6 separate regions of the Homo sapiens genome follow, and all the other regions are linked to region 1. A link is a loop called in an ENCODE intact Hi-C map of the cell type or tissue named here. Cell type or tissue: chondrocyte. All regions are shown on one strand. Region 1 has its middle 100 kb from the start of PRICKLE2-DT. Region 2 has its middle 7.6 kb from the start of PSMD6. Region 3 has its middle 52 kb from the start of PRICKLE2-DT. Region 4 holds the start of PRICKLE2 (prickle planar cell polarity protein 2). Region 5 holds the start of PRICKLE2-AS3 (PRICKLE2 antisense RNA 3). Region 6 overlaps LOC105377123 (a long non-coding RNA gene).

Region 1 (5,000 bases):
GTATTTTTAGTAGAGAGGGGGTTTCACCATTAGTCAGGCTGGTCTCAAACTCCTGACCTTGGGTGATCCTCCCACCTCGGCCTCCCAAAGTGCTGCGATCACAGGCATAAGCCACTGTGCCTGGCTGTGAATGCTAGTCACTGGGTGATAAAAATGTTCTGGAGTTAATGGTGACAGTTGAACAACCACGGGAATACACCAAAAAACGTTGAGTTGTATACTTTATATGGGTGAGCTGTATGGTACGTGAAATATATAATATCTCAATAAAGCTGTTGGATAAAAATAAGGGCCTAGGGCCACTTCCATTATTTACCCATCCTAAAGACAGTTCTAATGATTCAGGTCAGAGGCTGGAGCTCAGTCGCTCCCCTTAAGCCTGGCCCAGCCCCACTTCTGTACCTGCCTGCTGTTAAAAACAGAAATATTTTTATTCTTGAGGAAAAATGAATATGATGATGAGTGGCCAGGCAATGAGGTCCCTCCAGGCCCTGGGCTATAATTAACACAGCCACCAGCTCTGAAGCCAGTTCTCCCTGGAATTTTCTAATACTCTCTATGGAAGAGTCAAGCTTCTAGTTTGGTCCCCCTTCCCCAAGGGGGCAGAGAAGCCAGCAAGCCAACTGAGCTTGTGTCTTGGTCTCTAAATAAGAACAATTCAGCCAAAGGAAGATGGTTGGGAGAGAAGTGATTGTTAATGTAGTACAAGTGTGACACTGAATTTCTCTCTTTCTCCTCACCTAATGAGATTTTCATTTTAATTAGGCTGACTCCATCCGCCATCTCTTCTTAAATCCATATACTAATAGAACATGAGATTGCATCCCAATCCAAACTTTCTATCTGGATGGGTTTGAGCAGCAAATAATTTAGAGAAGTTAGACTGTGAAAGGATCTTACTTGTCTAATAATTTAATTAGCCGAGATATTATGGGCAATTTACACTTCACTGATGACATCCCCCACTGCATGAGTTAACGCAGGGGAAGAGCGCTTTAGCAAAACGCTAGGAATGACATTTTCATATACCCCTGAGATTCCAAGGACATCAGCTCACCAGGAAAAGCCAGACAGAAATCTACATGCATGACTCAAAGTAGTCAGTTCCCACTGGTAGTTACTCATGTTGCTTCGGAGGAAAGAAGACTCTCAAATATCGAGTTTAACATAAATACGTCTGTTCCCTGTGTACTTTCCAAATTTTAAATGCTGCAAGTTCTTTCCAGACCTCTAGCTAAAAGGAAAAACAAGGTTAATTGCTCCGACCCCCGCAAAAGACCAGTGCAGACTAGCAAATACGTACATACACAAACACGCACACACAGAGCAACTTGCTCTAATTGTTTTGAGAGGGGTGCAGATTTCTCATGGAGAATCTGGCAAGCTCGCCTGCTGTGTTCCACAGCCATTTCCAACCCCGTGGACTTCTCCTCTCATTTTTTCAGTCAGTACGTAATTTAGACCTGCGAGGATTTAAACTACAGGGCTATAATTTGTTATAATGTGCGTTTCTTTACTTTCTCTCTTTTTTTTTTTTTTTCAGGACAGTTCTAAACTTCCATGGCTCTTATGAATTAAATGAAGATGTAGTAAAGACCTTAAAATGAGGCCTAAAGGAAAAAACAAAAATTCTTCCTCCTCCAGCTCCAGTTGGAGTTCCGAATGACTTCCTAATCCTGCTGTTTCTGGGCCAACCACCCCCACCTTTCTCTATTCCTTTCCTAAGAACCAACTGCATCTCAGCCTGTTCTTTCTTGGCTCTGCCAGAAGGGAGCCCTCCTGCATGCCTGGGACCACCCACAGACTGCTGGCTCTGTTTGGACAGGAGGACCCAACTGCAAAGAGGGAACATCTTGCCTGTTTCCAAAAGGGGGGTGAGTCACCTTGGTTCAAGCAGTCAGCTCTTAGCAGCAGTTACACACTCCCACCCTCACCCCCATGGCCTTACATGGCCAGAGTCTAGGTGGCATCTAGAATAGGGATGTCCAAGTGGCAGCTGATGGACCAATGCTTGGCTGGCCAGAACATAACTACCCACTGAGGTTTATGAAATACACAGATTTCCAGGGCCCGCCCCCAGAGGTTTTGATGCAGAAGGTCCTGGCATGGTAACTGAGAATCTGTCCGAGGTGACATTGATGGACAGCGAGGCTTGAGACCCACTGGTTTGGAACCAAGATACTCAAGGTAAGGTTCTCAAGGAAGTGAGATAAGGTGGAAATGTGGGAGAAGATGTGTCTCTTAACACCACTATCACAGGAGCCTTTCTGGGTGCCTTTTGAAAGAGGACTCACATACTGGGGTATGTGGAGTTGGTCAGAATAGGGTTTTTTAAAAGGTGAAAACTTTGGAATTGAACAGACTTGGCTTCCAGTTTCTCTGAAACTGACAGACCCAACTTCCAGTTCCTCCTTTGTTATTTAGGTGCTGGGAAATCTTGAACAAGTCTGAGCCTCAATTTCCTCAAATGATAAATGGGAATGGTGAGGCTGAGGATGATAAAGGATAATCACTAACAATTACATTGTGCATACTTTGTGCTGGCCACTGTTCTAATATTACAGACATCCATTTGCTGGGATGTTGAGCATGAAGTCAGATATTTCATATAACATGCTCAGCATATTGCCTTACACATTGTTAAAAAGAAGCTACTGTTATGGTTTTATGTCCTTATTTGTCCAGGAAGATAACTGCCCTTACTGTCTCCTTAGGCAGGATGCAAACTTCCACACCCCTCCAGCCAGCAGTTTCCTGGCCATGCAGCCCCCTCTCCCACCCCATCCGTGATCTAGTTTCTCATGCTGTCCCTATAACATACACCTTAAGGTTCTAGCATGAAAGGCCCTGGTTAAGATAAAACTGTTCTTATGGAATAAAATACTTTCCTGTTAGACTTCAGATATAATTTATTTTTCAGACCAATTACTTAGCAGGATCCTAAAGAGTTTAGGATAAAAAAAGAATACAAGGGAAAGCAGAAGTCAAGAGTGTAAACTGGGGTAAAATTTGCATATCCTTTCAAGTTAAGGATCTTCATCTTAGGATCATAGACACGTTGGAAAACCTATTATAATCCATGCACTCTCTCGCCAGAAAATCCTATGTGGGCATGTGCACATATAAAATATTCTGCATATAACTTCAGGAGATTCATTACACTGATGCCCATCAATGGATGCCCTTGGGAAATTGTGGCCTATAAGTTGAAAATCCAGCCTTTTAGTTCAAGGGTTAGCAAACTCTTTCTTTTCAGGGTCAGATAGTAAATCTTTTTAACTCTGGAGGTCATATGGTCTCTGTTACAACTACTCAGTCCTGCCACTGTAACGCAATAGCTGCCACATATGATAATGAAACAAATCACATGGCTGTGTTCCAATGAAACTTTATTTACAAAAACGGGCTACAGTTTGCTGACCCTTGCTTTGAGTTTTGGTATGCCACCATGAGTCATTACCCATTCAGGGAACATGTAGGGCCCCAGGCTTCCACAGAGTACAGTCTGACAAGAATGCTTTCTTCCCTGCAAGCTCCCCCAACAACCCTCTGCCCCCCTGCCCCTCCACCACCCCAGGCTTGGCTAAATACCTTCACAGCTTAGTAGTCTAGATTTCTAGGACTATGGCAGCTTCAAGGAGGTCTTGCTTCTCTCTCATTTAACTCTCTCCCCAGACCCTAAAAGTATCATGCCCTCTAAGCTGTTCTCATTAAAATCTCCTTCTATATAAATGAACCTAACGTCTAAACAGCAATGTTTTCATCCCTTGAAAATGCAGCTGCACATACATTTACAAGATTCGAGTGGAAGTGCTTAACCTAGGGGTATTGGTTCATCCCAAGTAGGTCTTGAAGGGAATAAAGAAAAAGAATAACATGGCCTAAAAACCTAGAGCAGGCCTGGGTTGTCCTAAGTAATTACATAAATTACTTAAGTGGGGTTACCATAGGTTAGAAAATCGCCTTATTAGTTTTGACAAATTTCATGAGAAAACGCTGCATCTTTAGATGCGGCATGATTAAAACATAATCTGCAGACGGCAGGAAGAGAACAGCCACTCCATTTTCCCCTGTGGTCATGTTTTTTTAAAGAACCTTTTAAATAATAGACACGGTTGTAATCAGATGCTACCCAAAGATAGATATGACATTATTAACCATGGAGAAGAGCCTGTTTCTCATCCCTCCTCTGCTAGATTTGCGCTATCCAACACACAGGATATACATCTGGGCTGATAATTAAACATGTTTAATGTTCATCGTAGCTGTTCTATGGAACGTGTTGCCACAGACTGCCTTTTGTATCCTTAGCTTGGACTTACTCTCGGATGAATGTGTGAGTGGGATGTGGGTGAAGTCACCTTGCCAACCAGACAGAAAGACAAAAATCACTTGATTCAAGAACCGTTTGCAGTTTTTCAGCCCAACTCCCAGCTCTCTTTCTTCATTTCCCAGGAATCTTTTCTTAATGTAAAATATCTTCCTGTTGACATGACAGGGAGAGTGGGGGGAAGGCTGGTTTTCATCCAGAGGAAACTGCTGGCTAAAGAACAGTAACTTGAAGTAGAGGAGTCTGAACCCCAAACCACACATGACAAGATGAGCACATTGAGTGTCCCATTTAGTCTGTGATTCAGATGTCTGAGTTCCTCTTACAGATATCTTCTCAGCTACATCATACAATTAAAAAACCCCCTCCATGACCTAACTATTGTAAATTCTTCAGTTCACTCAATTTAAAAACCTTCCAGGGAGCTTCAGCGTGAACAAGAGGCTATTTTTACAGCACCCCCAGGCATGCAAAGTGTTAGAAAAAAGCATCATCCCTCATGGGTCAATTAATTTAGAGGTCAGCTACCTCACCACCTGAAAAGATATATTTGTCTGTCCTGCAAGCATCTACAACTACAGGCAGACATTGTCCAAAGAATGGTAAACAAAGGAAACTTTTTACCCGATAAACATTTGGTCTTGATACGGGAAGTTCTCTTTTCCCAGTG
Region 2 (5,000 bases), 310 kb before region 1:
AAAGGTTTTTTTTTTTTGATGAAGTGATATTTGAGGTTAGATCAAAATGATGGGCTTGGGTTAGGGTCATCTTTAAAAACAGTTACTTTGTGCCAATTTCCTTAGTTCCTTTAATAATTACCCCCCTTTGTGTATAAAATAAGTGGTGATAAAGAGGTTTTTCTAGTTTGTTTTCCTCTTTGTGGTTTGAAAATCAGCACACAGTCATCTGCAGGGCGCTAAGTATACGATCCTGGGAACATGATGTGAAAAATCAGGAACCTGCAGCTGAACCAGCGTAGCCATTGAGAAGTGGCCATCCTCCCACTTCTGGTAAATTGCCTAAAATTTACATATCAATCATGTTAACCTGTCATACCTCTAGTTCCACCCACACTCCTTCTGTAGGACTCATCCTGGGTAGACACATGACACCCAGGGAAGCAGTCTGAACTGCAAGTGATCATCTACCTGAAGCCTACAAAGTGTTGTTCCAAAGGGAAGATCTGGGACACTCAGACTTTTACTTTTCAGAATCTGAATTAGAAACTGTGGCTGGAATCACCAGCTAGTAGTGGGTGTAGACACCATAGGGTCATGAAATAGAAGGGAGGATGTTGGAGGAGAGCAGCCGGGATCTGTCAGAGATTGAATAGCAGGCTGAAATCAGGAGCAAGGAGGGGCAGGAGAAACAGAGGTATGCCTTACTGAGCAAAGGAGCCCAGAGGGAATCTGAGCAGAAGCAGACAGACAGAAAAGAACCTAGCCACAGAAAATGATGGCACACAGGGGTGGATCATCATCAGCCTATGTGGCAAAAAGACTTAGGTCAACCTTACATGCAAATCCAGCAGCAAAACCATCTTTACAACACCAATTCATGCTACTATTCCTGCTCTTCCCAACTCTTTGAGTTTACGCCTCTTGCCTTCGCTGACGTCACACCCTATTTTCTTGAGTACTAATATTCCAGTGTTTTTAATCACTTGTTAAATTATCCTCACAATAAATACTAGTCACTTGCAGTCTCATAGGGAGTCTCCGACCCTAAGAAGAACAATTACCTGCAATTTAACAACAATACCCATGCATTCACCCTTTGACCCAGCAATCCTGCTTCTGGGAACTTATCCTGAAGCTACACCTCCAAAAATTCAAAAATACCCATGCACAAGGTTATTCATTGCAGTATTGTTTAAAATTGTAAAATACTGGTAACAACTTAAATGCCCAAATATAGGAAAATGGTTGCATACACAATGGTACATAACACATGATGGGGTATTATGCAGCTGTAAAAAATAATAAAGAAATAAATAAAGAAAATGTTCATGAGCTGATATGGAGCAATTTCCAGAAATCAAATGCAATTATTTAACAACAAAAATGATAAAGAGGACTAGAGGAGAGACACTATAAAAGCAAAAATTCAAAGGAACCACTAGAATATGGAATATCGAAAGAAAAACAAAAGAAGGGTGAGTCTCTGATTTGTGTAAGCAAACAAGTGAAATTAAGACACAGCCACAGAGCACTATGGTAACACATGCAGCAAGTACACTGCAATTTCTTAAGATAAACTTGAAGAAACTACCCTGCACATATTGAAACAGCACTGTCTCAACCACCCGCTGATGGAGCAAAGCATAGGAACAAGAAAGTGAACATTGGGAAAGAATTAACCAGTAAACATTTAAACAAGAGGTGTGGTCTAATCATGGGACGAATCAGAACCGTATTGGACTTCCTATCACTCATCTGTACTACTTAGTACTGTTTTTATTTTAACTAATTAATTAATACTTTTTTGGAGATAGCGTTTTGCTCTGTCGCCCAGGCTGGAGTGCAGTGGAGCGATCTCAGCTCACTGCAGCCTCGACCTCCTGGGATCAAGTGATTCTTCCACCTCAGCTCCCTAGTAACTGGGATTACGGGGGTCACCACCACACCCGGCTTTTTTGGGTAGTTTTTGTAAAGACGAGGTCTCGCTATGTTGCCTAGGCCGGTCTGGAACTCCCAGCCTCAAGCAATCCACCTGCCTCTGCCCCCTAAAGTTCTGGGATTACAGGTGTGAGCCACTGCGCCTGGCCTGTTTTTATTTTGAAAAAAAAAAAAAAAAAATTTTTTTTTGTTTTTTGCAAGGTGCACAGGAGGTTGGTGGGTGGGTGAGCTCGACGGTTTCGGGTTACAGAGGTTTCGAACCCATCCCTCTTCTCGTGCTGCGATTTTTGCTTATTCACAGCCCCTTTCCTCGGAAAAGCCCAGAAGTGTTTCAAGTGGTGACCAGCAGAGGGCAGCAGTATCCACCGCTTCCCGCAGAGCACGGCGTGCGGAGGTAGACTGTCTTCCGGTCCCACCCGGAGATGGGGAATTCTAGGCCAGGTGGGTGTGACGACGTGCAGCCCTAGCGAAGGACAGGGGTGCACGACAGAGGCACTGGATGGTAAGCACAGCATTTTCTAAATCTCACAGGAGAAAAATCACTGAAAAAAACCACTGGTGTAAAAGCTGAGTCTGTCCTTTGAACCGCTGCCCTGATTTTAGTTACAAATGAAGCAAAAAATCCTTAAAGATCCATATTCCTAAATTTAGACCTTGACCTCAAAGATCGCCTCGGAAAATATACAAATCATTGTTTCCTTCATTTAGTCAACTATCTATTGATTTGATCCCTACTTCCTGTTCAACTCAGCATCCCTTGTCATGGGCAAAAAAAGTGAATGGACTCAGACCATTGAAACAAATAAACTTAATCTTGGTTAGAAAAATTCCAAGTCAATGAATTTTAAAAAGTGAGTTAGTATCATACCAATTTAAGTGTTTTTTAAATAATGTTTAATAAGCAGGTGAATAATTAGCATTGGCCTAAGAAGGCAGCATTCTTAAATCACAGAAAAGAGGTATTTCAGCTGTGGCTGTATGTCGGACTTTGTGATTCCTTTATTTCTGATTTCCTTAGTAAGTTATTCAACCTTACAGGGAAACTTTTTAAATTTTACGTTGCTCTTTTAAATTAGCCTAAGAATAATAATGGTGCCAAAATCTTGTATAGCACTTGCTATGTGCTAGGTACTTAAGCATTACATATATATTAAGTCATTTAATCAAACAACTGTATCAGATAGATATTATATTAACCCATATTACAGAGGTTCAGAGAGGTTAAGCAATTTGACCAAGGTCACACAGCTAGTTCATGACAGAGTAGGATTTGAACTCAAAAAGTCTGGATTCAGACTCCATGCTTCTAGCCATAATATCGTACTTCTTATTATTAAATATTAGCCACAACATGCTCTCCACGAATAATGGCCTTCCTTATAGAGTCAGTTCCTTCTCCCTCCCTTGAATTCCTACCTTCGAGCATTCTAGATTGATTGATTACCCTGGTCCTCCCTACCTCCCTCCTTTCCTATAAAATGCCATGTCATGTCACATGAACCTTGACATTTAGAAGATAGAATTCTTTTGTTTGATTCAGGTTTTTTTCCTAAAAGAACATCACACTCGATTCTGATCTTTTTTTGGAACGCTTTGTTGATAATTTAAATGACTGTTTTGTGACTTTTTATAGAAGCCTAATTAAAAATGCATAGTTTAAAAATTAATCACCCGAGTCACCCAGACTCAAAACATCTGTCATCCTCCCTCCCTTTTTACCCCGAGGTAATTTTGCCAGGTCCTGTGGCTGCTTCCTCCTGTATATTCCCTAAAATGTCTCCTAAATCTTCTTTCTCATTTCAGTAGTGGCTCCAAGTGCTCCTTACCCCCAGCCTGGGCTTTTATAACAACCTCTCAACTGGTCTCCAGACCCCAATCCATCCCACAAACCACTGCCAGATGAAGCTTCTGAAAGCAATGCTCTAGCCGGGTTGTATTTTTTGCTCTGAAACCTTGCGTGGCTTCGCTTGTCTACGGAATTCAGTACTGAATCGATTAAGAGGTAGTCTTTTCACTGACTTAGTTTTACTGCTCCCTGGTACACAAAAATACTTCCTTCTATAGGTAAATTCATAAAGAAACACACACACAAAAGTAGAACAGAGGATACCAGGGGCTGGGGAAAGGAGAATGAGGAGTTAGTGCTTAATGGGTACAGAGTATCTGTGGGGAGTGATGAGAATGTTTTGGAAAAAGACGGCAGTGATAGTTGCAATTAATCCCTGTGAATTATGCACTTGAAAATGGTAAAAATAAAATTAGCCAGGCATGGTGGCTTGCAACTTTAGTCCTAGCTACACTGGAGGCCAAGGGAGGAGAATGGCTTGAACCCAGAAAGTTGAGACTGCAGTGAGCCATGATTGCACCACTGCCCTCCAGCCTGGGTGACAGAGCAAGACCCTGTCTATAAAAAATAAGAAATAAGAAAATGGTTAAAATGCCACATTTTATGCATTTTTATCATAATAAAAAATTTTTAAAGTATACTTTCTTCTAGTCCAATTAGATCAATTGCTCTTTTCTCTCTGAACACCATTCCCCTGCTTTTTAAGCTTTATACGAGGCAGAAAAATGTGGTCTCTCCTTATTGCTGACAACTATTTCTTGAACCTTGCAAGGCTTCCTGCTTCTTCCTTCTGGTCAGTGAAATATTAGAATAAAAATTTCAGAATGTCTCTGGTGGCTTTTATTGCTTTTCCATCACAAGTTTATAGGAACATTCTTTTCTTTCTTCTCAGTGAGCATAGGCTTCCTAAAAGCACACAGAAATAGCAAGACAAGTCTATTTCATGGACTCTGCTTTCTAATCGGATGGTCTCATGTGGAATATTGTCTCTGGAGAGGTCATAAATGGTTGTCACGCCATGTGTTGTGGAGCCTTATCTTCTCCTTTTCAAAAGCAGGCTGCCTAGTAGGTTTCCTAGACCATGAACAAGCCAAATTTTTGCTTGAAATTTTTAATATTCCTCTTTTTTTATTAATAGAGAACAATGATTCCAACACATTCAGCTTTATTTTAGGAAGAAATAATTTAACGCCTAACCCGTTATTTTTATTTATTTATTTAGAGACAGAGTCTT
Region 3 (5,000 bases), 51 kb after region 1:
GGAAATGTTTGGGGGCATTTTTGGTACTACGGGTATTTAGTGAGTGAAGGACAAATGTGTTCTATGTGTGATTCAGTTCTGTACCACAGAGAATTGATCCAACTCAGATGCCTCAGAAACACGGATTCTCTAATGAACTTAACTTTTCTAGAAAATGAATTTCTTAATGAAAACTCTCTCCAGTTTCCTCACTCTCTTTTACCTGTGTCTGGACATCTGGTCACAGGCTAGGTGTTTTCAGTGTCTAAATTATATTCCTCATAGATAGGCATGGATTAGTTACCTCTAAATGATTCCTCTTGCAAATCTATGCCTGTGAAGTTGGCAGCCTGGGGTGATAATTAAAATATTTAGTAACAAGCACCAAGAAATCAGAAGAGAGGTCTATGTAAATTAAGGGACTAGACTTTCTTCTTGCACACTGGTTATCAGCTATAGGAGTGGCACCCTTTGGTTAAAAGGCAAGATGTGGAATGTGGAGCCACTGGACAGTGGAAGGCAAGGGCTCAGGGAAGTCACATGCTCAAAGGAAACATCCATGGGCATATGATGGCATATTATGGTAACCAACTCACTGTCCAATGGGAGGACCACTCAGATGAAGAGTGAGGTCACTGAGCCACAAAATAAAGCTGAGTCATTTGGAACTTTTGGGTCTATACTGATTTATTAAAAGCATCTCAGGTAGGGTGAACAGGATCCCTTTTACTTGAGTGGCAGAAGAAATAAAAATTGAATGATGAAGGTCACCATAATTCATTAAGAACACTTAAACCTAACCCTTATTATACACTACCTTAAGTGACCTTCCCCAAAACCTTTTGAAGTAGGAATTATTTTCCCATTTCACGGATGAGAAAGTCAAGACCCAGAAAGCAAAATATCTTTCCTGAAGCCACAATATAAATAAGCAACAGTGTCTGAAATTAGAGTCCAGATACAGTCTGTGGTCTTTTATGAGTGGTGAAAAGAAAGGAAAGAAATGGAGAAAGAAACAGGAGAAATAAGGAAAAGAAACCAAGGAGGTATTCTATAATGTGCTATACCTGTTTGGAAAGTAAGCAAAATTATAAGGAATAAGAGAAGTAAAGTAAGGCTTTCTCCTCTATTTTCACTCCCAGGGGAATTCTCTTCTTTTTTTCCCAAAGCCAATGGCAGCTACACTTTCCTCACCAAGTTCTCCCAGCTCTAGGTCCACAAACCAAGGCAGATCTGTACCTTCTCAGAATTCCTTGAAGGCCCGAAGTCTGTGTCACATAAACTAGGTTTTGTCAAAATCTCACCCACCATTCAAACGCCACCTACTTCTTAGTGTCTCTCCTTAGATGTCCTCTTCTCTGCCCACTCTGTGCCATTTTATGGCCCCCTCCGCCTTTCCCAGCTGCAGTACCCTCACTCCCACTGGGACTTTGTCTTTCTCATGGTGACGTTTCCGCTGAATGCTGGCAGATGGATTCTCTTTGGGGGAAATTATGTCTGTAAGCATAATGTATCGTATCAAAGTATAAATGCTATCAGCATCATCACCACCACCACTGACTTAGTATCAGCCTCGTACAGTGTGCCAGGCACTATGCCACATCCTTTAGGCCTGGTTGAATAATCTTCATTCCAACCCTATGAAGCAATGACTATTATTACTGCCTTTTACACATGTGAAAACTAAAGCTTCAAAAGATTACATAGCTTGTCTGGTATCACACATGTCTCTTTCTCTTTTCGCAGTCCACGGAGAGCAAACTAGCAACCTGTAAATACTTAGTGGAACATAATTCATTCATCCATTTGCTCATTTGTTGGTTCACCCATTCATTACATGCCAGACAGTTGATAAACAAAATAAGAATAAGTCCCACCCACTGCCCTCTAAGCAATCATAGTCAAGTGGGAGTTTGACTTTCCCCCAAACAAGCACTTAGTAGAAGGTGCAATAATGGGGGAGGTTCAGGTCCCTAAACAGCTCAGGGACCAGGCATCCCAAAGGAGGTAGATTCAGGTGGTCATGAGTGTTTTCCCTGCTAAAGTCCCTGGCAATGGGGTCTTCTGGTGAATGTCCCCAGTTTGTAGAATACTCAGGGCAAGAATGACTTGCCCTTTGGTACTATCCTGTGTCCTCAGCAGCAGAGCACACAAGAAGTCCACATCACTCCTGTACCAGCCACTGTCACCTCCAAGAGTTTGCTTTGTAGTGATCTGAGGGCCCAAGCTCTCACTATTCTACGCAATTATAAGTAGAATCCTGCAGAGAAACAAAGTCCCCTTCCTTATTTTTACAGAGGATTGTTTGTGGCACTTACAAGCAGCTTCAAATGAGTACACAGGTTTTATTTCCCTACAGACTTTAACAACATCCTGCCATGAGATGAAAATCTGGTAGGCACTCCTGAAAATCTGCCAGCTTGCAGCTACATTCCCTTTAAGGCTTAAACATATTTGGAAAATAAATTTTTTTAAACATTTTTTTAAAAATTCAATACTTCTGCTGTAGAAAAATTGACCACCAGAAATCAAGCTTCCAAACCTGGTTTTATGAGTTACCTGTGGCATAACCATGCCAGATGCAAGACCTTTGCAGCAATTATTTTCCATGCATCTACAGAGTTCAGCCTATCTAGGCTGCATGCCCTCACACACCTGGGGGTTGGCTGACTACGGCTCAGTCTGGCCGGTCTACTCTGCTCTACTGCGTGTGCCTCTCATTCTTTCCCTGGAATGGTCAGCTCACTAGGCACATCTTTCTTGTGATGATGGGGGAGTGGAAGAGCGAGAGCAGAAGTATGTCTGCACTTCCTCAAGCCTCTGTTTGCCTCAGGTTTGCTGATATCCTATTGACCAAAGCAGTCCCATGGCCATGGGTGAGCTCGGAGTCAGAGTGGGAGGGCAACACAAATAGCATGGACAGGAGGAGCAAGGAAGAATCAGGGTGACTGATGTAATAAGAGACCATGCTAGTCCTGGTAAATTAGAGAGACAGTGGCCATATGCTCTAAAACCCACAGTAGGCTCGACTAGGATTTTTATGTTCTTCCAGCTGAAAAACACATCCTGGGAAGAGCAGTCTAGATGGCAAAAGGTGGACATTTCTGAGATGTGTTGCTGGTGTATTCCAGTTGATACATGAGTCACGTGGAAAAATACAGTCAGCCATTCGTATCCGTGGGTTCCATATCTATGGATTCAACCAACTAAGGATCAAAAACTTTTTTTTAAAAAAACCCAATAAAGGCCAGCATGGTGCCTCACGCCTGTAATCCCAGCATTTTGGGAGGCCGAGGCGTGCAGATCATCTGAAGTCAGGGGTTTGAGACCAGCCTGGCCAACACGGTGAAACCCCGTCTCTACTAAAAATACAAAAATTAGCTGGGCACAGTGGTAGGCGCCTATAATCCCAACTACTCTGGAGGCTAAGCCAGGAGAATTGCTTGAACCAGGAGGCAGAGTTTGCAGCGAGCCGAGACTGCGTTATTGCACTCCAGCCTTGAAGAGTGGAACTTTGTCTCAAAAAACAAAACAAAACAAAAAAGGCGATAAAAATAACAATACAGTAATAAAAATAATACAAATTTTTAAAATGCAGTATAACAACTATTTAGATGGCATTTACATCATATTAGATATTATAAATACCTCAGAGATGATTTAGAGTATGTGGGAGGATCAGCATAGGTTATAAGCAAATACTATACCATTTTATTCCATGGACTTTAGCATCCTCAGATTTTGGTATCCCCAGGGGTCCTGGAAGCAATCCCTCAAGGACACCAAGGAATGACTATATTTATAAACTGGGACTGTACTGAGAACTAAGAGGGATGTCACCAATAAATGGAAATATTAAAGTACCTCCAAACAAAGGTTGCACATTTCTTACAAAGCTAGAGTAGAGTTTATTTACTGTCTATAACTGCTTAAAAACAGAAATAGCAACAATAATTACAAACATTTATTCAGCAATTATTATGTCTTGGGCATTGTGCTAAGCACGTTCTACCCGTTATTCCTCTTAATTTTCACAATAAAACTATGTATGCGTACTCCCTCTCTCTCATATGTAATGATTATATCAATTTTACAAATGAAAAGACTGAAGCCAGTGGTTAAACAACTGGGCCAACAACTCACAAATAGTAAAAGGAGGTGTGAGGACTTGAACCCAGGTCTGTCTGGTTCCATGCTCTTTACCACTCTGCTATACCATCCCTCTCTGTAGTCACATGAGCCTCAATGGGCTTGTCATGCTGCTGTCTTTATTTATAGACAATTCCAGAGCTTCTGAATCCTCTTCAGTTACTGACAGAAAGTCTATTCTGTCTAAAAACGCCTACATTTTACCCAATGCCTGACTAGTCTAATTTAGCGTTTCTTCCATTTGTACATTAACTAAGACAGTTTCTAGGGAGAAGTTAGGACAAGACTCAAGACATGATGTCTGATTGGCTACTGCCAATCTATGAATATAAATCATGCAGAGAGGAAATCAACAAAGCTCCAAGGAGCAGAATGGAGGGGAAAAGAGCCCAGCATTTGGCATCAGACATCCTCGGTTCCTTTTCTGTAAAATGAGACTATTCATTGATTATATCCCAAATATAAATTAATATAAATTGATATATAAATGTATACCAAAATTTAAAATGTATTCTTTTATTCTGTATATGTGTACATTAAAGTGAGCTGTTGCCAGAAATTACTATTTGATGTAAGCTGTACCACATATTCTGTATCAAATTCTTCTAAGATTTTCTAAATCATTTGTAGATTTTGAGATGTATTGGCACATACTTTTGTTTGAAACAGTTGTCACTGGTAAGTGATGCCCCTTCTGAACCATAGCTGGCATAGGGAACCACACTAAGTTCTTTCAACGACATTTCATCAATAGCCATCAGGACCCTGGATCCTGGCACTTTGTTATGACTAGATGCTACTGCTGCATCCTGGCCAATGACCGGGTATCAGCTCTTCCCACATGACCTGGATTGTAGGGACCCAACCTTGGC
Region 4 (5,000 bases), 120 kb before region 1:
ATCATTTGGATATAACAGTACCAGAGATGGCATCTTTTCTGCTAGCAAAACCTTTCTGCAGGCAAATGGATGTGAACATGTTGCCTTTTCAATACTGTTTTTTAGCAACAACACTTATAATGATAATGACAAAATGGTAACAATGACAACAACAACAACAACAATAGCAGCTAATATTTACTGAATATTTACTATGTGGCTGCCACTGTGCTCTGCATAGGTCATCTCATTAAATCCTTACACCTATCACCCTAACTATAGATTCCATTGCTCTCTCCACTTTACTGGCAGGAATGGGTAGCTTTAAGTATCTTCAGCTCTTTCCAGCTCCAGAGTCTGAGCCCTGGATAAATATCATCTCATACTATCTAACCTCTAAGTTCCCTTCTCATTCTTTAAGCTTCCATAAATGCATCTTTCTTCCTCTATTTCTATTTTATTCCCTCACATTTCATGGGTAAATCTTTATAAACACACCATTTCAAACAATGCTATTTTACTCTTTCTGGCTGCCCCGTGAATCTTTATAGACTGAGATGCCCGATGGAGCCAGTATGTTTTAATTTTCACATGAAAAACAGAATTCCCAAGGGGAAGGAGCATTTGATGGAAAGGCAAAACCTTTATAAGCACTCAAGGCATTAAAATCCAAATTTCCAAAATATGGTAATTATGTCAAAGTTGTGACTTACTCTGGAGCCCTTGGGGACCCTCATCCTGACCCATCTGTGAAAGCCATCAGCAGGCAGTAAGCCTTCTGAGGAGCAGGATTACAGCAGCCAATTTGGCCTCTAGCAAAGAGGCAAGGCTGCTTCATTTAGTTTAAGTCTCACTGAGATGGTTTAAAACACTCTTTGGGAAGAGATGTGCAGGCAAAGCAAATCACAGCCTTACCAGCTGCAGATTCAGTACACGGCAGTCTATGTCTACATATTCATGGCACACTGGAGCCCTCCCCTGACTGTGCTCATACATGCATTGATATGGGAAGCAGAACTCTCTCACTGGGGAAATAATCTATGTGCCTAAGTTAGACAAGAGCCACATTTGGACCAGCGGATGGCATCACATCTGGTATGGATCGCTAACCTCAGTGTGATTTGGCCCAGCCTGGATTATTTATGATTCATAAAAGTCCCACTGGACCCCAGCATAGTCCAAGACCACATAACAAAAAACCATGGGATTAAAAATCTGTATTTCATTGCAAGACCCCCATGGCAAATTAGTAATGCTATGATTGGTTTTCGAGAAGCCAAGAGTGAGGAGAACTAACTATGATCACTCCCTCAAGAAACCCAGCATAGAGGGCAAACCGAATCATGTGTTCAGCCAGGCTATGCAGTCATATTCTGAAGCTCTGTCACCATTTCTAATCTGAAAGCAGTGTCTAAAATTAAACCTAAATAATTTGAAAGCCATTTCTTTACCTGGAAGTCTCAGCTGAGTCCTTGTTCCTCAGATCCCCTAATGGTTTCTGACATCATGTGTTGAAATGACTACTGTACATGAACGCTATCAGGTATTTGGTCTGTTAGCCCCTTTCCCCATATTATTATGGTTTTTTAAAGAAAGCTACACTTTTAGAGAAACGCTGCTTCTTCTTAAGCATCAAGATTTAAGCGTTTCTTCAGGACTCCCTAGAGCTGTGACATAACACTTTGTAATCGAGCTTTCTAATCAGCATAGAAAAGGCAAAAGGGGTCGCAGGGCCACCAAAAATGCTACCTGGCCAAGAAAACGAAGACCCAATATCCTCCCCCAGTGCAAAGGCCCTAGATCTGGCTTTCTCATCCTCCTTAGAAAATATACTGCTGTTTAATTTGTGAATTAGAGCAAATTTCTTACCCACCTCCAGGGAGGATGAAATGCCCAGTCTCGGAGGAAGCTTCTGCCAGACCCTTGGAGCTTGTCAATTGTCCCAGTTCACTTTCTCCCTGGATCTGACTTCTAAGAACGCAAGCAGGACCTCAGGCAGCCAAAGCATCTTCTCCTCAAACCCCCTTTTCAGTCTGAACCCTTCCTGAAGCTGGCAACAGACTCAAGCCGAGCTGCTCCACATTCCCTCAGGGAAAACAGCACTGCTGGATCCAGACTCTGCTGGGGAATTCACCAAGCAAGAGAAAAAAAGTATGACTTCTACTCTTCCTCTAGATCAGCCTGAGTGCTCAGATCGCCTTCCGGAGGACCCCCAGTTTCCTCTTAACTCCCCTTCTTCATGACAATCTGAAGGAAGAAGTCATAGACTCCAGCCCAGCGTCACCAGCTGATCCTGAGCCAGACCCGGGGTGACTAGTCAGCTGCTCACAGAGCTCAAGCCACTGAACCAGGAAATGTGCTGCTTGGTCAAAAAATAATAATAACTCTCGGTGGCGCTGCTGGTGGTGCCTGAGAAGTCGCTGTTGCAGTGCTTGCATCCTCCGCATGCTAATGAAGCTGTGATGTCAGCAAGTCAGTCACGGCATCTGGACGTCCCATCCTGCTGCCCAGTGCTGAGATTTATTTACATGTAAATTAGCCTTGCCTTCCAAATCAATAATCCCCAAGCCAGGGAGAGGGGAAGGAAGCCTTTGCTGGATGCAAAGGCCCAGCTACGTAACCTCCAAATGAGCATGAAAAAAATCACATATAAGAAGAGAGGCTTTAAAGACACATGCCTATTTTTTTTCTTCTTAAAAGCTGTGCTCTTAGGTGCCAAGGTTCAGATCTGGGCACAATTATCAACCTGAGCGCCTGTTTCAGATTATATGCTGCACCAACCTAGGAGTGGAATCAGAGCACTCTTTTTTTAATTAAATGCTGTGTCAAGCCTTCAAAAATGCCTCTCCTTTTTTTTTTTCTTTCTCTTCTCTCTTCAACTTTCATTTTCGGGTGTTGCTTGTTTTTTGGCCTGAGACTATGTCACCTTTGAGTTTTTGTGCACCTCGAAATAAAGCACAAGTGACTCCTTTCCTCACGTGCTTGGGTGGTGAGTCAGTCAGCTGCCCTTTAACCCCTTACCCCAATTCCAACTGCATGCAGAAGAAGACAAAGCATAAACCTTCCCAGGGCATCTGAAGACCCTGAGACCCTCAGAGAGCATTGCTTCCATCTCCTCATTTTACAGATTAGAAAATGGAGACAACTGGAGAAAGGACTTTTCTAAAGTCACACCAGGATTTCAGCAAGGATGGGTCAGAATCCACATTTCCTAGACCTCAGATAGAGCTTTTGTTGAATACCTTTGGGGTCTCCGAGCTCCATTTTTATACACCACTAGGCGGCCTAACCAAGCAATCTGGAAGAAAGGAATCTATACATTTGGAGAGCCCTGTGTTCAAATCCTGCCTTTCCTTCCTGCTAGCAGTGTGATCTTAGGCAAGTAACTTAACTTGTGGGATCTTCAATAACCTCATCTGTACCATTCACTCATTCAATAAATATTTACTAAGCACGTACTCTATGCCATGCACAGCTCTAAAGGCTAGGTATAAACACAGTCTCTGCTTTCAAGGGCCTTATGGGCTACTGCAATTAAAGAAAGTAAAATATTGAATAGAACTATGGTGAAGATTAACACAATATCACATACTCAATAGCTATTTCTGATATTTTGAATGAAGTTAGAAAAATTCACCGAGGCATACTATCTACTAGGCTGATCACTGTTCCTAGCATCTGAGTATTTCCATGGTCATCTTTAATTGTTTAAAATCATATATTCCTTCAATGCTGCCTGTGCAGTATCCCGGGCCAGGAGAGAGGCAAGAGCCAGGCAATATTCTGGACTCTGTGCCTGTGATAAGGAAGCACTGTGAGTGAAAGTAAAGGGTGAGGGAAAGGTTGGGGAGGCTGGGAGGGAGGAATATTCCATCATGCACAGAAGTGTCCCAAAGGACAAAGCAGCTAGCACGGCTCCTTGCCCACACTCCCCCGCCTGGGGAACCCACTCTGATGAGCTCTGCCCTTCCAGCTGCAGTTCCTGAAGCTTCAAATGAATTTCTTTGTTGGATGTGGGGAAGTTAAATTATGTCTTTTGTTGTATGTAATTGTATTAATAATGCTTAATAACTTCTTTCAGAATGCTTCTCTCTAGTTCCCAGAAGACCTTTCATGGTGAAAATCATGAGACCTGGAATAACTTCTCAGTAAGAGAAATAAAATACAAGCAAATGAATAACACTCAGCCTTCAGTTTCCATCACACAGAACTCAGAGCGTGTAGGGAGGCAGATGGTCTCCCCAGACCTCAATATCCTTCAAAAAGTCAATTAGCAAGTCTAACAGTTTGGGGCCCCCAGTAGCCAAGTGGAAGCAGTGACATTCTAACCCAGTGTGGCCACGAACAAGTCACTTCAACTTTCCATGCCTCAGTTTCTTAAAAATGGGTACACTACTCTCTCATCTACTCATGATCAGCATGGTCATATAAGAGGCAATTCACAGGTGATCAACAATGAAATAAAGAAGACAGCTGAAACATAGCAAGAGATTACTCTTCACCTGGAACAGATGTGACACATCACTACCAACTTCATAAGAATTAACATCATAACATGGAGTCTAAAATGGATTGCCTGGGGTCAGACTCTGGCTGTGACACTTGCTAGGTCTATGACTTGAGGCCTGAGGTCCTTATATGTAACCTAGGGCATAATGATAGTGCCTACCTGCATGGGGCCATTGGGAGAATCCAATGAGCATTAATGTGAATCATTTAACACTGAGCCTGTTACATAGCAAACACTCAATAAGTGTTAGCTATTGGTAATATTAATAGAAACAATCATGCTTCCACCATTAACTTCAGCGCAAATTAGTTAAGTAACCAGTTAAAATTCAAAAGGTGGGGAGAAAGCGGTAAAGGGAAGACTGCAAAATCATCTTTATTCCTAGAGCATATCTCAAAGTTCTATCTAATGTGGGTGAGCCACTGATATGCCATTTTCCATATGATACAATACAAATGCTTTGAACTGCTATGAATCTAGGAAATAAAGGAGTAAAAATGACCAAGAGGCG
Region 5 (5,000 bases), 160 kb before region 1:
GTGCTTGAGAAAGACCACAGAAAATGGTCCCACTGATCATATTTCAGCAGAGCTGTTTCTTTTAGTTATGTTTAGTTATTTTAATTTTATTTTTTTTAAGACACAGGGCCTTGCTCTGTCACCCAGCTGTAATGCAATGGTGCTATTATAGCTCACTGCAGCCTTGAACTCCTGAGCTCAAGCAATCTGCCAGCTTCAGCCTCCTGAATGGCTGGGGCTACAGGCCCACACCAATGACTGACTGATTTAAAAAAAAAAATTTGAGATGGAATCTCGCTATGCTGCCCAGGCTGGTTTCAAACTCCTAGACTCAAGCCATCATTCAAGCGATCCTCCTGTCTCAGGCTCCAAGTAGCTTGGATTACAGGTATGAGTCACTGTTCCAGGCCAGAAGAGCTGTTTCTCATGGCATATTCACCATCCAGATGAATTCTTGACTATCCACACAGCAATGGGGCACAAAAGAAGATGGATGTTTCACAACTATGTTCAAGCCCAACCTCAAATTTATCCATGTCATTTGACCTTCTCTCTCAACACACGTAGAATTGCCAAGTGGTTGGCAAACTTAGTTGGTTGGCACTGCAGCTTTTTTCCCTGGTTGCCTCTCTAAGGCTATGATTCTTGCAATAACTTACATAATGATGGAAGAGAAAGGAGACTATAATACAAGCCCAAATGTTAGGGCCTACATGTTAGATATTGTCCTTGGGAACATACAGAGATTAAGTGTTCACAATTTTGATCATCAACCCTGAGGAAATTATTACCTTCTCACCAAACACTGGATCCAGTGAGGATGGAGACACCACCTCTTTTTTCCTAACACCCTTTGGCAAGAGTCAGAAAGGTTTCTCAGGACCCCAGGATTGTAGGGAAGTTAATGTTTACAGACCCCCCCTAGATTGCTGCTAGAATTTTTGGTATCTTTCAGTAAGTTAGGAAAAGACAGCCTCCCAACTAAGAATTAGAAAAAGTCAGTCCCCAAGCTAGATTATCTGATAAAAGTAATGGCAAAAACAGCAATTACTTTTGTACCACTCTAATAATTGCCATAGCAATAACAACTACCACCACTGTTTACTGAGTGCCAACTACGTGTTAGGCACTGTCCTTGGGAGCTTAGAGATTATGAAATGAGCCAGTCTGTGGAACTCATTTTCTTGTGCCATCCATCTGGATGTTGATGAGTTTCTACCCCAAATCTCCTTTTCATTGTGCATGATTAATACTGAGCAGTTCTTTCTGACAAAAGCTTGGCAAAAGACTTAGCTACTCCCTGAGGCAATTGATGAAACCTTAGGAAGCCTCCACCATTGGCATGGGAGGAAGCTTGCCTTCCTGTTTGCTAAAGAGTAACTTCATTCATTCATTTATTCCATCACTTTATCGAGGTATCAACATATAATAAATCACATGCAAGTATACAATTTGGTAAGTTCCAACATATGTATGTACCCATGAAAGCATCAACATAATCAAGATAGCAAATGTACCTATCACCCCCAGAACTCTTGTCAATCCTTTTGTCGTTCCTCCCTCTCATTTCCCCATCCCCAAGTAACCATTGATCTGCTTTCTGTCACTACAGATTAGTTTGCATTTTCTAGAGTTTTATATAAATGAAATCACATAGTGTGTACTATTTTGCCTGGCTTCTTTCATTTGGAATAATGATTCTCAGACTCTGATTCACTTTGCATAGATCAACAGTTCATTCACTTTTATTGTGAAGTAGTAGTATACTATATAGATATAATACAATATGTTTATCCATGTACCTGTGGATAGACTTTTGAGTTATTTCCAATTTTTGACTATGGAAAAGAAAACTAAGAGCAGCCACTTTAAAAACCCCAAATGTTTAAAACATTGTTTCATTTAATTTTCACAACTATGCTGTAGTTAAGTACTGACATCCTTGTTTTTCAGAAGATGAGATGAAAGTTTGGGGAGGTGAATTAACTTGGCCAATGTTGGAAAGCAGCACAGCTAAAATTTGAACACAGAGCTAGTTATCATCGAAGCTTAGACTCTCAAACACTTATGAGCCCAGAAGGATAGTTACTCAAAAGACAGAAGTTATCGGAGGCCAGCACAAAGCCTGATGTCTGCATGGGTCTTCCATGAGACACTTTCTACATCTACCTTTGTATGGCTCCAGGCCACCTAAAGCAACATATAAAGACTGGTGTTGGAAAGCTCCAGTTTTTGATTGGACCTGGAAAACTGCCATATTGAAATCACACCTATACTAACAGCTTGCACATATGGGTACTTAATAAACAACTGTTGAACGAATAAATGGCTGAATGCACAAATAAATGCATAAAGGAAGGCACAGGCAGATAAATAGATTGAGGAAGGAAGTTAGTTACTTGCTGATTTGGTGGTGGATTAATCCAATCATCCCATGAAATTACTCAAAATATCTCCTGCGTCATAAGGCAGAGGAGATCATCTTGATACTACATTAACTCTCACACCAGGCTACAGTGTAGACTGCCCAGTCAGCAGAAAGGGTGTGCAGCTGTGAATTTATGCAGGAAGTCTAAGTAAGAGGCCAAGTCCCAAACTTTAGGACCCCAGAGTGAATTTACTGTAAAGGTTGGAGATACCTGTCTTGAAAGCTAGAACTCCAATGGCAGGTCTCTCATCCTGCATTTGCAAATGAGCCTTGGCCTTTCTAGGCCTCATAATCTGCACGCAAGCCTTGACAAGTCCCTGCTGGTGGAATCTGGCCGTGTTGCTGCTGACTTCATCTGGCAGAGGCCCTGAAGCCTGGGAACCCAGGTTCTAGTCCCAACTCTGACAGCTCCGTTGAAAACAAGTTTATTAACAGGCAGTTTTAGTGAAAGCTGCACACACAGGCATATTTCCCATTGCCATCTGATGACATCAGTGTATTTCTGGAGCCAAGATAAATACAGCATTGTTCATGTGACTAGCTTCCCAAGAAGAGTGAGGTGGACTGCTCTGAAGCCTCCTCCTGCCCTGCCCCCTTCTTCCCTCCCTTCCCAACTCATCTCTCAAACTGCATTGAAAACACCGAGGTGAGTGACAGTGAAGGCTAACTAGGAGATGCAGCTTAGGGGGAATTTAATCCAATTCAGTTGGAGAGACATGCATCTCCCTGTACCATGAAATTCCATTTTGATCTCAGCATGTGCTGATGGAGTAATGAAATAAAGACAACACTCTGCAAATGGCTGGTGAGTCTAATGATGGTTTTTATGGGGGTTTTAGAAGGGCTATTAGATTGTGCATTCCTTTCCTATAAGCCAAAACCACCCAGCAGACCTTGGGAGATGAACCATTTTATCATTCTTCTCTCCCTTCCCCCAGCATCTGCCAGCCTTTGTCCCTCCTGGTATAAATAGCTTCTCACATAAAAGAGCAAACTGTCAGTAGCCTGAAAGCTAACGGTAAAGCTGGACGCCTGGCACTGTGGCCCCAGCCGGGTGGTGGTGAGTCACAGCTGTATAATTCACGGTCCTGCAGTAAAAGGTATCAGCGCATGCTCTAGGTTAACAGGCCAGAAAGGGAGCTGAAGAAACAGGGCCAATGAAAGACTTTTAAAAGCATCTTGAGTTTTCCTTTAACAATCAGCCTTGTATTTGGGTGATATCCAGGGCATGCCAGTCAAAGGCAAAAAGACAGGAATGGGATTGGGTAGCTTCTGGGGCACACCCTTCATCCGTATCTGCACGCAAATCTGCTTCAGTGTCTTGGAGATTCAAATAATGATTCTGATGAGGACAGCAGCTACCATTTGCTGAGGACCTATTTGGTGTCTGCTTTGTCCTAGGATCCTTACAAAGATGAATTCACTTCTTCTCTGTTAGCTACTTTAGACTTGGGCAGAAGCATCCCCGTGTTACAGCTAAGAAAACTGATGCTTGAGATGCCCAAGGTTACAGAGTTAAGTGATGGAGTCTAGATGTGGCCTCATCTATTCCTAGCAATGTGGCTTTTCCATTAGCCAACAGTAATGGCTCTCAAGCTTTGTCATGCATGAGAAACACCTAAAAGCTTTGTTGAAACAGATTGTTGGGCTCCATCTTCAGAGTTCTGGTTTATTTGGTCTGGGGCAAGTCCCAAGAGTCTACATTTAACAAGTTCCCAGGTGATACTAGTGCTACTGGTATGGGAACCTCGTTTTGAAAACCACGGGACGAGGCAGACCAAATCTGGGTAATCAAGCCATCATTCCATGTAAAGTCCCAGCTCAAATGTCACTTCTGCAGAGAGGCTTCTCTTAGCCATCCAATATAAAGTAGATAGATTCTCTAAATCAGGGGTCTGTGTTTCAAATCAGGCCCCCTTCCTGTTTTTGTAAGTAAAGTTTTATTGTCACATGACCATGCCCATTTGTTCACCTATTGTCCAATGCCTGCTTTCACATTACAACATCAGAGTTGGGTATTTGCCACTGAGACTGTACAATCCATGAAGCCTATATTTACTATCTAGATCTTTACAGACAAAGCCTGTCAACTCCTTGCTCCAGATCATATCACCCTTTCTTATTGCTTTGTTAATAGACGTCGGTCTCTGAATGTGTCTTGTTATTCAGCTATTAAGTTGTCTGCATCCTTCACTAAACTGTCAGCTCCACAAAGGCAGAAGTACTTGCTTTTCTATTCACAGCTGTCCCCTAGTGCCTAGGAAAGTACTTGCCATATAGTTGGCACTCAAAAAATATTTGCTGAATGAATGTCACTATTGAGTGCCCAGGTACGTGACGCTGTCTGTACCAGTAACATGAGAGCCCCTGGAGGAAGTACAGTAAAGCCAGGGTAAGAGAGTGAGAAGAGATAAGGATAAACAGAGATTGTCGATAGGGAAACAAATCTTTGAAGCAGGGCCATGCTGCTTCCTGCAGTGGTGGGGAAACTGGAGGTGGGGAAAAGATGAATTCCTTAGTCACTAAGGTCAACCTCAGATTAGGAGAAATTTCCCATCCCTAAGAATGAAAGAGACTGTGTGACTCATGCTGT
Region 6 (5,000 bases), 120 kb after region 1:
CCCAGTGGTTTCATTACTTTTTAAAGGGTTCTTGTTAAGCCCAACAACCATTTATACTGGTTTTGACCAAATGTATGGATTTTGTTGCCACTGTTTGGGTAAGTGATGGGAGGGACCCAGTTTATATGATGGGCACCCAAACCAATGTTTTATAGAGTGATCATAATTATAATGACCCTTGGCTTGTGGGAAGCAGTTCATGTCTTACTACAAGCTTCCCGGGGCATTCCATCATCAGATTCTCACCACAACCCCGTAAGAAGCATGTTTCGTGGCATCGTCATTCTAGCTTAGATGACTTCCTGACTTCAACACTGCTAGCTGGTGGTCTGGCCTTGCCTCCTCCTAACTCATCCTCTATACAGTCTCCAGAGAGGTCGTTCCAAATGGAAACCCAAACATGCCAGTCTCCTACTTAAAATCAGCCTGATGTTTCATGGTTCACATTTGCAACATGGAAGAGAAGGGCCTCTGTGATCTAGCCCCTGTCTAACTCTTCAGCCTTATCTCCCGTCACTCTTCCCTCACATTTTTTATCCCGGCTGTGCTGCCTTTTATATAGTTCCCTGCACACCATGCTGTCTTCTTGTCCCTGGGTCTTTGTTCATATGGCTTCCTCTGCCAGAGATACCCCACCATGTAATTATTACACTAATGCCCAATACCAAAGCATTCTCTGACCCCATCTCTGTCTCACACCTGAAGAGTTAGATGCACTCTCCTGTGCTTCCAGAATACTCAACGCATATCTCATCAGTGCATCTATGGAATTACTTTATAATTATCTGTTCATCTGTCTGTCTTCTTCTAAACCTAAAACTAAGTGTTTGAGTATTTTCCCAGGGAGTGCTTATACCATCTTCTTCCTCTGAGTATCTCCCAAGCCTAGCACAGTGCCCAGCACATCATGAGCATTAGTTGGTGGCAGGAAGGGAGTAAAAGGGAAAGGGAGGGAGATCATAAGAGGGAGGCCAATAGCACCATTGGCCTGATTCCACAGATAAAGCAGCCCAGCCTCCAAGAAATTCAATGACCCAGGCAACACAATTAGCAAGTGGAATAGCCAGCATTTGAATGGGAGAAAGATCCTTAGAAATAAGTGAACACAGGCCGGGCGTGATGGCTCACGCCTGTACTCCCATCACTTTGGGAGGCCTAGGCAGGCGGATCACGAGGTCAAGAGATCGAAAATATCCTGACCAACATGCTGAAACCCTGTCTCTGCTAAAAATACACACACAAAAAAATTAGCTGGGTGTGGTGGCATGTGCCTGTAATCCCAGCTACTCAGGAGGCTGAGGCAGGAGAATCACTTGAACTCGGGAAGTAGAGGTTGCAGAGAGCCGAGATAGCACCACTGCACTTCAGCCTGGCGACAGAGCAAGACTTTGTCCCCCCCCCAAAAAAAAAAGAAAGAAGTGAATACATCCTTTCATACAGCGGAGAGAGCTTCTGTTTGCATACCTGCAGGGATGGGCTGATCACTGCCTCTCCAGGCAGCCATTTTCATGGATGGTCAGCTAGGCTATGAAACAGTTCATTCTCTGGAGGTGCCAAAGCCAGTTTCCCAGTGATTCGCATCAGCCCGGTTTCACTTTTGTCTTCTGCTGTTAGACATTTCCTCTTGTCAGAGCAGAAACCTCAGACTTCATATTCTGTGGATAAATCACCCTCGAATTGCTCCCCCCTTCCTCAATCACCGCCAAAAAATGCAAAAATAACCAGATTCTTAGCCTAAACACAAGCACTTTCCATGTACTATCTAATCCAAACATCCCAAAAACACAAGTTTAAAAACATGCTGGAGATCACACAGCTAAAAAGTCACAAATCAAGCCTAGACCCCAAGGGGTCTAACTCCAAGTTCATGGACTTAACCACCTCACAATATTCTTGCCTGTCTGAGCCCTTTAGCTATTCAGCAGTGAAAAGCTAAGCAGATTAAAAGCACATAATTCTCTCTCTCTTTCCCTCTCTCTCTCTCTTCCTCCCCTCCCCCTCTTCCTCCCTCTAATACTGGGTTTATGAAGACCTAGCAGACCTCTCTCCTCTGAGGATTATTTTTCAAAATGAGTTTCTTTCTCATCCCCCCTCTCATCCCAAGCCCCATCAGAGGAAGAAAGATCGCTGGGCTGCTGGCTGTGCACATACTGTGTTATTCATGGGGTACGCACCAGGATGGGCCAGCTCATTAGGTTCAAAGCCTCAAATTAATTTTACATTACTGTCCCCAGAGGTGAAAGGTCATTTTTTATCTTCTTAGCCTTATCCACCACCCGGGATGAAATTGGATCTTTAGGAAGGAGGGGACCCTGCTCCCTATTGTACCAGCTGTTGATGCTTCTCTTCTTTGTTGTGAGTGAAATCGCACACACAGAGCTGAGATTTAAAACACACACACACACACACACACACACACACACACACAAACAAAAAAAACACCAGAGGTGGTTTTTGTTGTTGTTGTTTTGAGGCAGGGTCTCACTCTGTTGCCCAGGCTGGTGTGTAGTGGCATAATTATAGCTCACTGCAGCCTCATACTCCTGGGCTCAAGTGATCCTCCCACCTCAGCCTCCTGAACAGCTGGGACTAGAGGTGTGCACCACCACACCTGGCTAACTTTCAAACTTTTTGCAGGGATGGGGTCTCGCTATACTGCCCAGGCTGGTCTTAAACTCCTAGCCTCAAGCAATCCTGTTGTTTCTGCCTCCCAAAGTGTTGAGATTACACACTGAGCCATTGCATCTGGCTGGCGTTGTTAAGTAGGAACATTTTGTAAATTACGGAGCAGAGTAATGATTGAGAGGCTGGTACTGAGTGTGTTGAGAAAGCTAGAGACTGAAACGGACTGCTATTGCCAGGGTGAAGCTGATGCAAACTAGAAGGTGGGAGGCCCTCTTAAATCCTTCAATTTTGCCTTCTCCCTCTGGTGCCTCCTAGTGGCAGAACCAAATGTGGCACCAGCTGGTCGGGAGAAATGGCAGCCCCAACCACTGCATCACAAAACAGTGGTTCGTGGGCCCTGGGGTGAGGGACAACAGCTTAATAATTGGTACTTGCAATCATGTCTATATCAAAGATGTGTTTTAATAACAATTAGGCTGGTTCATGGAGGCTCTGGTGGGTTTGGAGTGGCCCACGTTCATGGGACGTTCCAAGCATGGTCCCAATAACCTCCCAAATGATGAGAGGAGCCACCCCCCAACAGAGAGAGGCTTGGTTTCCAGGTTGGGCTGCCCCAGTTAGACTGAGCTGGATCAAAATTGCAGGGTAGCCCTGGCTGGATCAAAATTGCATTGACGAGGGGAAGAAAGCAGCATTGAACCCTGCCTGCTTGTATTCACAGTAGCTATTGTCTCACCCACAATGGTGTAATCAGAGTGAACACACTGACCAGTGTTTGCTTTCCCCCTCCCCAGCCTTCTCCCAACATTTTCTCCCAGCTCGATGAAGAGGTTTGGCATTCAAAGGATGGGGATGGTGTGTAGTACCGCAAGAGTGATGGGCAATCCCTGGGGAGTAGAGGAAACAGAATCTTCTCTTCATAGCTCCAAGAGCTTCTACACGATGGATGCCCTGCCGAAGGATGAGTTGCCATGCAGCTTTGGAAGACAATACTGTCAGAAAGAGGCAGAATCTTGCCCTTTCCCAAAGCAATGCCCATCAAAAATGCCCCATGAATATCTTGGAGCCAAGTGGCATTCCTTAAAGACAGCAGCTGCCAAACAGCAGGAAAAAGGTCAAGGTAGAAAGGTGGGATTTGGGGGAAGAAAGCAAAATAGAGCCTCTGCAGTTTTAAAAATCAGCTTAATTTCCAATGATATTCACCAGGAAGCTTAATAGACTTAATAGACCCTATAAAGCAGGGCAAAGGGGTTCCATTTATTACACATCATGCTTTCAATTCAGGACTGTTCTTTCTCAAGAACAGAGACTTGGTGGGGCACCCACACCACTAGAGATTAAAGCCCCAGAGTACAACTGAAGACCAGAGCTGGCAAAGAAAGGACTGCTCTAAATCAGGACCCAGCAACCATTCTGCCCACAACTTTTCTGAGTTGAACTGGCCTTGCAGAGGAGGGCAGTGAGTTACCAAATAGCAGCTTGCCAGCCGAACAAGCCCACCTTATCCATTCTGGCCTGGAAAGGGAGAGAAGTTAGAGGTTAGGTCTTTTTGATTTTGGTGGAACACCAATGGCTATGTATTGGGCATCCCTAGCTGGCCAGCTGGTAACTGGTTCTTAGATCTGGTTGAGCTCTGCCCTATAAGGTTCGGTACAGATGTGAAAAGGCTGGTTCCTGGCTTAACATCGGACACAGGTACCCGCAGCCCCTTCAAGGATGATGCAATGAGAACCTGTCATTTTGACTTCTCAACATTCTTTATACCGTCTTCCGGTAAGAGCACCACAAATTCCTGTGGGGAGCCATCTCTTCTTCACTTTCAGCCCTATAACTAAGTGTGGTGCATTGAAATGGATTTTAGGATTTTTATTGAAACCGTCAGGAAGAAAAGAAATCTCTTTTGGTGGCAATGGAAATAGTTTATGCATCAGTCAACTATGGCCACAACAATGCTATATAAAGAGCCCTCATATAGCTCAGCCCCACGTATCAGAAAGTGTTTATTATCATGCTAACAATTTCTCAGATTAGCTGGCATGCCTCTGCTTCCAGCTGCAAGCCTGCATTCAAGTGAAGCAGCTTCTCTCTAAATGTCTTTTTTTTTTTAAAGAGGCTACCTGCAGCATATCCTCATGGTAATTCTACAAGCACAAGAGAAAGCATATGGAAACAGGCAGTTCCTCTTAACACCTAGGCTCAGAACTGGCACGCTGTCATTTACAACCACATTTCTTTGGCCAAAATAGAGTACATGGCTACACCCAACATCAGTGAGATGGCAAATGCACTCTACTGGTGGAAGAGACTACAAAGTCACTGGCAAAAGGCAGGCATGCAGGATGGGTGAGGAGTTGGGAAAAATCACGCATTCACCC

Evidence for each region. A loop is a pair of places that touch in the nucleus more often than their neighbours do. Peaks named below come from ENCODE experiments on the same cell type or tissue, not always from the same donor. Only the 100,000 strongest peaks of a DNase experiment are listed, where the experiment ranks them.
Region 2: it touches region 1 in a loop (2.8-fold over the local background); 4 of 110 quality-filtered maps call a loop at or near these places.
Region 3: a loop joins it to region 1, with 2.8 times the contacts of the local background. A loop is called at or near these places in 10 of 110 quality-filtered maps.
Region 4: a loop joins it to region 1, with 1.9 times the contacts of the local background. A loop is called at or near these places in 3 of 110 quality-filtered maps.
Region 5: a loop joins it to region 1, with 2.4 times the contacts of the local background. A loop is called at or near these places in 6 of 110 quality-filtered maps.
Region 6: a loop joins it to region 1, with 2.2 times the contacts of the local background. A loop is called at or near these places in 2 of 110 quality-filtered maps.

What each region holds. Positions count from the first base shown.
Region 1 is chr3:64,339,693-64,344,692 of GRCh38, forward strand. No RefSeq gene overlaps it. Among named protein-coding and RNA genes, the nearest start is that of PRICKLE2-DT, 100 kb to the right of the region's middle. In chondrocyte, no CTCF peak of the experiment used is centred here; a DNase peak (open chromatin) is centred at 2,030.
Region 2 is chr3:64,028,576-64,033,575 of GRCh38, forward strand. No RefSeq gene overlaps it. Among named protein-coding and RNA genes, the nearest start is that of PSMD6, 7.6 kb to the left of the region's middle. In chondrocyte, CTCF peaks have their summits at 2,273 (motif pointing right) and 2,497; no DNase peak of the experiment used is centred here.
Region 3 is chr3:64,390,593-64,395,592 of GRCh38, forward strand. No RefSeq gene overlaps it. Among named protein-coding and RNA genes, the nearest start is that of PRICKLE2-DT, 52 kb to the right of the region's middle. In chondrocyte, no CTCF peak of the experiment used is centred here; no DNase peak of the experiment used is centred here.
Region 4 is chr3:64,223,058-64,228,057 of GRCh38, forward strand. It overlaps PRICKLE2 (prickle planar cell polarity protein 2), which reads right to left and starts at 2,409. Exons shown (of 8, transcript NM_198859.4): 1 at 1,853-2,409. RefSeq lists a silencer at 2,296-2,590. In chondrocyte, CTCF peaks have their summits at 991, 1,192 and 2,377; a DNase peak (open chromatin) is centred at 2,289.
Region 5 is chr3:64,184,394-64,189,393 of GRCh38, forward strand. All of the region lies in intron 2 of PRICKLE2 (prickle planar cell polarity protein 2), which reads right to left. PRICKLE2-AS3 (PRICKLE2 antisense RNA 3) reads left to right here and starts at 3,151. Exons shown (of 4, transcript NR_046702.1): 1 at 3,151-3,212. In chondrocyte, a CTCF peak has its summit at 2,714; a DNase peak (open chromatin) is centred at 3,448.
Region 6 is chr3:64,460,804-64,465,803 of GRCh38, forward strand. The region is part of intron 5 of LOC105377123 (a long non-coding RNA gene); the gene reads right to left. Among named protein-coding and RNA genes, the nearest start is that of PRICKLE2-DT, 18 kb to the left of the region's middle. In chondrocyte, CTCF peaks have their summits at 2,951 (motif pointing left) and 3,156; no DNase peak of the experiment used is centred here.